Regions from separate parts of the Homo sapiens genome. Here region 1 is linked to region 2. A link is a contact called in ENCODE Hi-C or POLR2A ChIA-PET data. All regions are on one chromosome and are shown on one strand. The core of a region is the stretch at or near the end of the contact, and the rest is flanking DNA. Distances in the headings are between cores, read along the strand shown. Region 1 has its middle 15 kb from the start of SRSF3. Region 2 has its middle 24 kb from the start of BNIP5.

Region 1 (4,702 bases), core at 1,300-3,799, 220 kb after region 2:
TTCTGAGCCTGCCCTGGCTCAGAAGGCTGTCCATGGGAAAAAAAAAAAAAAAAAGAAGAAGAAGCTAAAGGGTGGACAGGGTGATGGGAAGGCTCTGGAACAGAGGTAGCAATTATTAAAATATTTAAATAGTTGTGTGTTCATTGGTAGACAGCAGCTGCTCTGAGACCTCAAGCCAGTGCTTATCTTCCACCCACCCCCGGCACCCAGTCTCTTCTCTTGCCACCCTCTGATGACTGTTTTGATTAGTTAGGATCCAGGCTGAACTGTGGTTAAATATTTTGAATAACTTCCCTGGGTGTGGACACAAACCAGACTGGAATTCTAACTAGTGTGACCTGGCAACGGTATTCTTTTTTTTTTCTTTCTTTCTGAGATGGAGTCTCCCTCTGTTGCCCAGGCTAGAGTGCAGTGGCGCGATCTCGGCTCACTGCAACCTCCTCCTCCTGGGTTCAAGTGATTCTCCTGCCTCAGCTTCCCAAGTAGTTGGGACTACAGGTGCATGCCACCAACTCGGCTTTTTTTTTTTTTGTATTTTCAGTAGAGACGGGGTTTCACCACATTGGCCAAGCTGGTCTCAAACTCCTGACCTCATGATCCACCCGCCTCGGCCTCCCAGAGTGCTGGGATTACAGGTGTGAGCCACCGTGCCCGGCCTGGCAACGGTATTCTAACTTGAACACAGTGTCACCAACCACTGTTTGCGAACATTCAGACAGCATCAACTCTGTCTACCCTTGGGTCATAGACTTTTAGGTACTGGTGATATCATATGTCTTTCCTACTGTTGTGATCAAAAGTTTGAAAAATCCAGATTAGAGCATTCCAGGTAGAGGGGACTGAATGCAGGGATACACAGCTTGTTTCTGGAGAGGAAATACGAGATGCCTTGGAGGTAGGCGGGGGCCAGGTATGAAGGCCATGAGGCCCATGGTCAGTCGAGAGTGACCAGGAGGCAGTGACACTCTGATATGGGACACAGAATGGAAAGATAGTGAATTGGAGGTCTGAAGCACGTTGGGGACATGAGAAAGAAGCATGTGTGTTGGATATATGGCTCAGGGGTCGGGGAGAGCCCCCACTCCTCCAAAGATAAAGCAGAGAACAGAGGTCCTGAAAGCAGATGAAGTCCCTCATGGAGAGAGCACACGGGGAGCTGGGAAGGGGCACGGGAGGGAATCCCGCGGGCCCCCTGCATTAGCAGGCAGAGGAGGAAGAGCACTCTGGAGGGCACTAAGGAAGAGGAGCCAGAGAGATGGGAATGTGGAAACTGGGAGGGAGAATTAACAGGCTGAGATGCTGTGAGTCCAGTAAGATAAGGACTCAGACATCTGCTGGGCCCCAGAGGCAGTATGGGTCTATGGTTAGGTAGCCTGACTGCAGGGGTCTAATCTGGCTCTGGTAATTCTGAGCTCTGTGACCTTTGGCAAGTGTTTTAATCTCTTGTGCCTCAGTTGTTTTCCTCTATAAAATGGAGATAATAACATTTACCTGAGTTTCAAGGATTAAATGAGTGTGTGTGTGTGTGTGTATGCATGAGTGTGTGCATGTGTAGAGGAGAGAGAGAGAAAAAAAGATAGAGACAGAAAGACAGCCAGAAAGAGAGGGAGATTGAGAGAGAGATGCTCTGAACCAGGTTTAAAAAGTAGTAAATGAGCCAGGCGTAGTGGCTCACACCTGTAATCCCAGCACTTTGGGAGGCCGAGGCGGGTGGATCACCTGAGGTCAGGAGTTTGAGACCAGCCTGGCCAACATGGTGAGACTCCGTCTCTACTTAAAATACAAAAAATTAGCCGGGCCAGGTGTTGCACACCTGTAATCCCAGCTACTCAGGAGGCTGAGGCAGGAGAATCTCTTTAACTCAGGAGGCAGATGTTGCAGTGAGCCGAGATTGCACCACTGCACTCCAGCCTGGGGTAACAGAGTGAGACTCTGTCACAAAAAAAAAAAAAAAAAAGTAGTAAATGGGCCAGGCACAGTGGCTCATACCTATAATCCCAGCACTTTGGGAGTCCAGTGTGGGTGTATCACTTGAGGTCAGGAGTTGGAGACCAGCCTGGCTAACATGGTGAAACCTCAGCTCTACTAAAAATACAAAAATTAGCCAGGCATGGTGGCAGGCGCCTGTAAACTCAGCTACTTGGGAGGCTGAGGCAGTAGAATCGCTTGAGTCTGGGAAGTGGAGGTTGCAGTGATCTGAGACTATGCCACTGCACTCCAGCCTGGGTGACAGAGTGAGACTCCATCTCAAAAAAAAAAAAAAAAAAAGAAAAGAAAAAAAAAGTGGTAAATGCTACACACAAGCTTATGCGAAATTATGACAGCTATCACTTGCTGGGCCTGAGTTTTCTTGGCTACAAACTAAATTAGTGTGTAAACTCTAGAAACTCAGGAAAAAAAGAAAGCCATACTGGAGCTAAACAGACAAATATCTTTCAAAACACAGAATTAAGCACACACTAAAGATTGTGACATCCTGACATCTCCACTCTGCCCTCTTCAGTTGCTTCTTGTTGTTGCTTTTGAGGCTAAACTTACTTCCCTGTATTTGTGAGTTCCAGAGTGCAAGCTAGGGTCACCGAAACAAAGGTTTCTCATCTTCCAGCTGCACAAGCAATCCTTTTATTCTAGCCTGGATCCTTTGCCAGACCTCTCTGTAGGTCTGAGAACCAAATAAGGTAACACACACGAGGCAGGCATTGAAGTCCAGGCACCACTGAGTGGGAAGGGAGGGTGGGGCTGAAATCAAAACGGGGAAGAGTCTTGGAGCTCAGGAACTGTGCTGCCTCAGGGGGCCCAGCATGCGAGGAAGGACGTCTGTCCATGTAACATGGTGTTCCTTAGGGCTCTCTGGAGGAAAGGGGGGGCTGAAAAAGCAAACACACACCCCCAGAGACACCAAACGCAGGCAATTTCCAAGCATTGTTGCTTTCTTTTTTTCTCTCTCTTTTTCTTTTTCTGAGATAAAGTCCCTCTGTTGCCCAGGCTGGAGTGCAGTGGTGCGATCTCAGCTCACTGCAGCCTCCCTTATGGCTGGGCTCAAGCAATTCTCCTGCGTTAGCCTCCCGAGTAGCTGGGACCACAGGCACGCACCACCACGCCCAGCTATATATATATATTTATTTATTTTTGGTAGAGACAAGGTTTTGCCACGTTAGCCAGGCTGTTCTCAAACTTCTGAGTTCGAGCAATCCACCCACCTTGGCCTCCCAAAGTGCTAGGATTACAGGTGTGAACCACTGCATGTGGCCCAATCATAGCTGCTTTCTGCTCCTCAAGTGGACACCAGGCTCCAGAGTCTCACCTGGGATTTGAATCCCACCTTCACCCATTTTTTTTTTTTTTGAGACGGAGTTTCGCTCTTGTTCCCCAGGCTGGAGTGCAGTGGCACAATCTTGGCTCACCGCAACCTCCGCCTCCCAAGTTCAAGCGATTCTCCTGCCTCAGCCTCCCAAGTAGCTGGGATTACAGGCATGTGCCACCACGACCGGCTACTTTTGTATTTTTAGTAGAGACGGGGTTTCTCCATGTTTCTCAGGCTGGTCTCGAACTCCCGACCTCAGGTGATCCGCCTGACTCGGCCTCCCAAAGTGCTGGGATTACAGGCGTGAGCCACTGAGCCCGGCCCCTACCTTCATCCTTTATAAACTGTGAGACCTTTGACAAATTACTTAACTTCTCTGTGTCCTAGTTTTCATTTGTTTCAAGTACTACAATTACATTTTATAAGTCAGGTACACTCCAGGAAAAATGACAGGGTGAAAATTAGTGTGTGTGCATGTGTGTGTCGGGTGGGTGGGGTGTGGTTGCGTGTGGAGAAATGTGTTGAGGGGGGCGGCGTGTCAGGAAAGTAGAATTACCCAAATGTGCCCAGAAAACTCCCACATTTCGGTGTTTGTGAGACATTCCCAGATTGGGAGAAATAAGATAATTAACTGACAACAGTTGGAAACTAACTGTGGACCAATTTAAAATGAAAGTTGTAAAGCCAAGCCATTCTTTTAGGTGTTTTGGCTCTCTACTTCAGTAGAAAGAACTTTTATTAATTTTGCACCAAAATGTAATTATAGAAAATTAGGCTGGATGTGGTGGCTCACGCCTGTAATCCCAGCACTTTGAAAGGCTGAGGCAGGGCTGGGCCTGGTGGCTCAAGCCTGTAATCCCAGCACTTTGGGAGGCCAAGGCGGCAGATCACTTGAGGTCAGGAGTTCGAGACCAGCCTGGCCAACATGGCAAAACCCTGACTTTACTAAAAATACAAAAATTAGCTGGGCACGGTGGTGGTGCCTGTAATCTCAGCTACTGGGGAGGCCGAGGCAGGAGAATTGCTTGAATCCAGGAGGCAGAGGTTGCGGTGAGCGAAGATAGCACCACTGCACTCCAGCCTGGGTGAAGAAGCAAGATTCCATCTCAGAAAAATAAAAAGAAAGGCTGAGGCAGGAGGATTGCTTGAGCCCAGGAGTTCAAGACGACCTTGGGCAATATAGTGAGACCTTGTCTTTACAAAAAGTAAAAAAATTAGCTGGGTGTGGTGGTGCATGCCTGTAGTCTCAGCTACTCTGAAGGCTGAGGTGGGAGGATTGCAAGAGCCCAGGAGGTCGAGGCTGCAGTGAGCCGTGATTATGCCACTGCATTCCAGCCTGGGTGACAGAGCAAGATCCTGTCTCCAAAAAGGAAAAAAAGAAAAAAGAAAAACAAAAAT
Region 2 (4,050 bases), core at 798-3,297:
ATGTTCAGTTTCCCCATCCCCCAAACCCTAACACTGGGTCAGCTCACTGACCCTTGTGGGGGTGGTGGAGAAGAAAGTGCCTTTGTTGGTGCTTTAGAAGCTCTCTAGAGATTTGCACGCCACGTTCAGCCACCCACAATCAGCTGTCCCCTGAGAATCTGATATGTACTCCCCACCCCACACCACAGGTCGAGAACCTGAGCTTGTCACTGGCTGGAGCATATGATCATGTGACTGAGGGGAAAGCTCTTCCTGCTCAGAATTGCTGGAATTTTAAGAGCCATATTTAGAACTCTGGGGCTTTCCAGCCAGAGCACTTTCAACAATACACCGTGCTTCCTTGAGTTAGGATGTTTAGATGGGCCAGATCTAGAGAACTGAGGTCTATTCAGGAGACTTTGTGATCTCGGTCTTAGCTGATGGCTCCCCCAAAGGAAGAGGATGGGAGAGGGGCAGCTCTAGGCCAAGATGGTCTTCTCCACCCAGCCTGTCTACATTATTCATATCCATTAAGATTGCATTGGGTTGCACATAACAAACTAACAACAGTGTCCATCTTTCATGGTGTGACCTGCAGATTAAACAGAAAGGGGATGGACAGGCTGGGCGAAGTGGCTCACACCTATAATCCCAGCACTTTGGGAGGCCAAGGTGGGCAAATCACCTGAGGTCGAGAGTTCAAGACCAGCCTGACCAACATGGAGAAACCCTGTCTCTACTAAAAATACAAAAATTAGCCAGGTGTGGTGGTGCACGCCTGTGATCCCAGCTACTCAGGAGGCTGAGGCAGGAGGACCACTTGAACCTAGGAGGCGGAGGTTGCGGTGAGCCAAGATTGCACCATTGCTCTCCAGCCTGGGTAACAAGAGCGAAACTCAGTCTCAAAAAAAAAAAGAAAAAAGAAAAAAAGAAAAAAGAAAGAAAGGGGACAGTCTACTACAGGAGAGAAAGTGACATAGGTAAAGATGATTTGTTCCTGCTTACACATGTTTTTTACATCTCTGACAGCTCAATTTAAATTTGGCCCCTCTCACTTGATTCTATTTTATTTTCCTTCATAGTACATATCACCACCTGCCATTTTATTCTGTATTGATTTGTTTATTTATCTGTTCTGGTCACCACAATATTCCTGTTTCTAGACAGTGCTTAACCTACAGTAGGTGCTCAATGAATGTTAAATAAATGAATGCATTATTTCATTTGAAATTTCTCAACTCCATGTGCTAAGCAGGGCAAAGGATGTTGTCTTTCATTTTACAAAAGTAGAAAGTGAGTCCTAGAAGGGTGGTGTAACTAAAGCCAGTAGAAAACTAAGGAAGCCTCAGTCCTTTTTTTTTTTCTTTTGAGACCGAGTCTCACTCTGATGCCAGGCTGGAGTGAGTGGCGCGATCTCGGCTCACTGCCTCCACCTCCCGGGTTCAAGTGATTCTCCTGCCTCAGCCTCCCAAGTAGCTGGGACTACAGGCATGTGCCACCATGCCCAGCTAATTTTTTTATTTTTAGTAGAGACGGAGTTTCACCATGTTGGCCAGGATGGTCTCGATTTCTTGACCTCGTAATCCGCCCGCCTCGGCCTCCCAAAGTGCTGGGATTACAGGCATGAGCCACTGCACCCGGCCAGTCTTTTTGATTCCTAATCAGGTCTACATGGGTAGGGTGAGGGTAGAGAGGCTCTGACATGCCCCTAGCAGATGTCCCAGATCTGTAAGAGGCCTCATCTAGGCCCCTGCTGACAAACTACTCAAGGATAAAGTGATCATAAGAAGAGGAGATAAGAAGTTATTCCCAATAAAGAGAATGGGAAAATAGGAATTGCAGAAACCAGTGGCCTGTGGGTTAGGAGAGGAGGCTGATGCTATCAACGGACAGCTGGCTTATGGTGCCCCTCAATTCCACCCCCACCCCTGCTACTTACTTTGCCCCCTGGAGGTGTGAGTTCCCCGTCACTGGAGGTGTTCAAGCAGGGCCTGGATGTCTACTTACAGAGCATGCCTGAGCTGGAGAGTACACATCTCCCCGTGAGAGAAGGCAGGCTTGCTGTCCATAGAACATTCAGTCAGCCACCGCCCGGCCCCACACTAACACAAAAAGAGGCTTTTGCACCACCTAGTGGACATGGTTTTAAACTGCAGGCCTTTCCGTGGAGAGAAGCCCACAGCCCAGAATCCCATTTCCCGTGCAGTCTCCCTGACCCCCTCAAGGATCAGAAGGCCCACAGCCCCACTGTGCTTCCAGACCTCAGCCCTGCAAAAGGGAAGTTGGAAAAAGAGAGCAGAAGCCTGTGATTCTCCGGAGGGAAACTCTCCCTGGTGCCTCTCAAGCCGAATTCACTAGCACCACTTTGTCCAGTACTGTCCCCAATAGGCACACTTCTCACGTCATCTCTCCCTGGGGACTGCAATGGTTTGCTCATCAGCTACATCTGTTTCCCCTACTTCTGTGCAAACTTTCCAAGCCAGGGCCCTATTCCCCTTTGTTTACTCACCATCACTCCCCATCCCCAGTATATGAGCAATTAACTCAAAAGGATTCGGGACTTTAAAAAAATCAAGATCACGATTAAAATATTTCTGAGTTGCATATACTGGTTTCAGAACAACCTGCTTTAAACTCCTCACTCAAGTTCTGGGGCTGTCCCATTGGTGGCTTAGTTCCCACCGAGGTCCTTTGAGGGCCGAGGTGTCACTGAGGGAGCTCGCCAGCAGCGCAGGGCCCTGACACCGGCATTCAACAGGCTCCCTCTGAGCTCACACTGCCCTCGCATTTACCACCAGATACGGACATTTCTGCGGTACAGGCCTTTGCTCTGTAAAGGTCTGTGTTTTCTGTGTGTCTCTACAAACCTTTTGTGAGAACATTTGAGTAGAAAATGTGGATCACTAACACCGTGGGACCAGAGGAGGAAGCCAAGGAAGACTGTGGCCCTAGGATCCTCTGTGACAAAGAGGATGGGTCCCCAGCATCAGCCCAGGCTTCCTGCAGTTAAGAGCCCAAGACCCAGCAGAGCCACCAGGATTAAATCAAATGCTAGATCTGGAACTTTCCTATGAAGGAAAAAGCCTTTCTAAGAAAGAATCCACCTAACAGAGAAGAGGAAGACCAGAGCTCATGCTCATGGGTTAATGCTGTAAATGGTTCAACTGGACCAAGACAGTGACTTGTATTATTTGTTTCATTAATGAACTTTTTATTATACTCATTTTTCATAAATTCTTTATCTATTGTCAGTTCTTTAATTGTAATGTAATCATGCCTGGCCACTTTTTCAAACCATGAGAATGTATCTCCTGCTTTTTAAAATTCTTTGTTGGCTGGGTGCGGTGGCTCACACCTGTAACCCCAACACTTTGGGAGGCCAAGGCAGGTGGATCACCTGAGGTCGAGACCAGCCTGACCAACACAGTGAAACCCTGTCTCTACTAAAAATACAAAAGTTAGCTGGTGTGGCCGGGCGCGGTGGCTCACACCTGTAATCCCAGCACTTTGGGAGACTGAGGCAGGCGGATCACGAGGTCAGGAGATCGAGACCATCCTGGCTAACATGGTGAAACCTTGTCTCTACTAAAAATACAAAAAATTAGCCAGGCGCGGTGGCGGGCACCTGTAGTCCCAGCTACTTGGGGAGGGGGCTGAGGCAGGAGAATGGCGTGAACCCGGGAGGCAGAGCTTGCAGCGAGCCGAGATCGCGCCACTGCAGTCCGGCCTGTGTGAAAGAGCGAGACTCTGTCTCAAAAAAAAAAAAATTAGCTGGTGTGGTGGCGGGTGCCTGTAGTCCCAGCTACTCGGGAGGCTGAGGCAGGAGAATCACTTGAACCCAGGAAGCAGAGGTTGCAGTGAGCTGAGATCACAACACTGCACTCCAGCCTGAGTGACAGCAAAACACCTCAAAAAAAAAATTTGTGAGAAGTTCACTTTGACACATGAAATTTTCAATGACCTGCCACTTTTCAGGACTTTAATTGTATGAAAAATGGATATAAACTCAATGCCTCACCTGGTGCCCGGTACAGAGCAGGTACTCAATTGATGTTTGTAGAAGGCAGGCCT

The links. A loop is a pair of places that touch in the nucleus more often than their neighbours do. ChIA-PET counts read pairs that join two places held with the same protein, here RNA polymerase II (POLR2A). Pooled maps may share reads with other maps.
Region 1: a map of naive thymus-derived CD4-positive, alpha-beta T cell shows a loop between it and region 2 (17-fold over the local background). The contact joins two enhancer-like sites. A Hi-C loop is called at or near these places in 1 of 168 maps with a recorded cell type or tissue (naive thymus-derived CD4-positive, alpha-beta T cell) and 2 of 50 pooled maps. POLR2A ChIA-PET finds 5 or more read pairs at or near these places in 3 of 52 experiments (AG04450, IMR-90 and activated naive CD8-positive, alpha-beta T cell).

Annotation. Positions count from the first base shown.
Region 1 is chr6:36,577,307-36,582,008 of GRCh38, forward strand. No RefSeq gene overlaps it. Among named protein-coding and RNA genes, the nearest start is that of SRSF3, 15 kb to the right of the region's middle. RefSeq lists an enhancer at 1-242. Within about 2 kb of position 2,550, at least 18 of the 41 ENCODE cell types and tissues checked have a DNase peak (open chromatin) inside an H3K27ac peak, as active enhancers do.
Region 2 is chr6:36,358,569-36,362,618 of GRCh38, forward strand. It overlaps a transcript of ETV7 not described here. Among named protein-coding and RNA genes, the nearest start is that of BNIP5, 24 kb to the left of the region's middle. RefSeq lists an enhancer at 2,516-2,675. Within about 2 kb of position 2,048, at least 4 of the 41 ENCODE cell types and tissues checked have a DNase peak (open chromatin) inside an H3K27ac peak, as active enhancers do.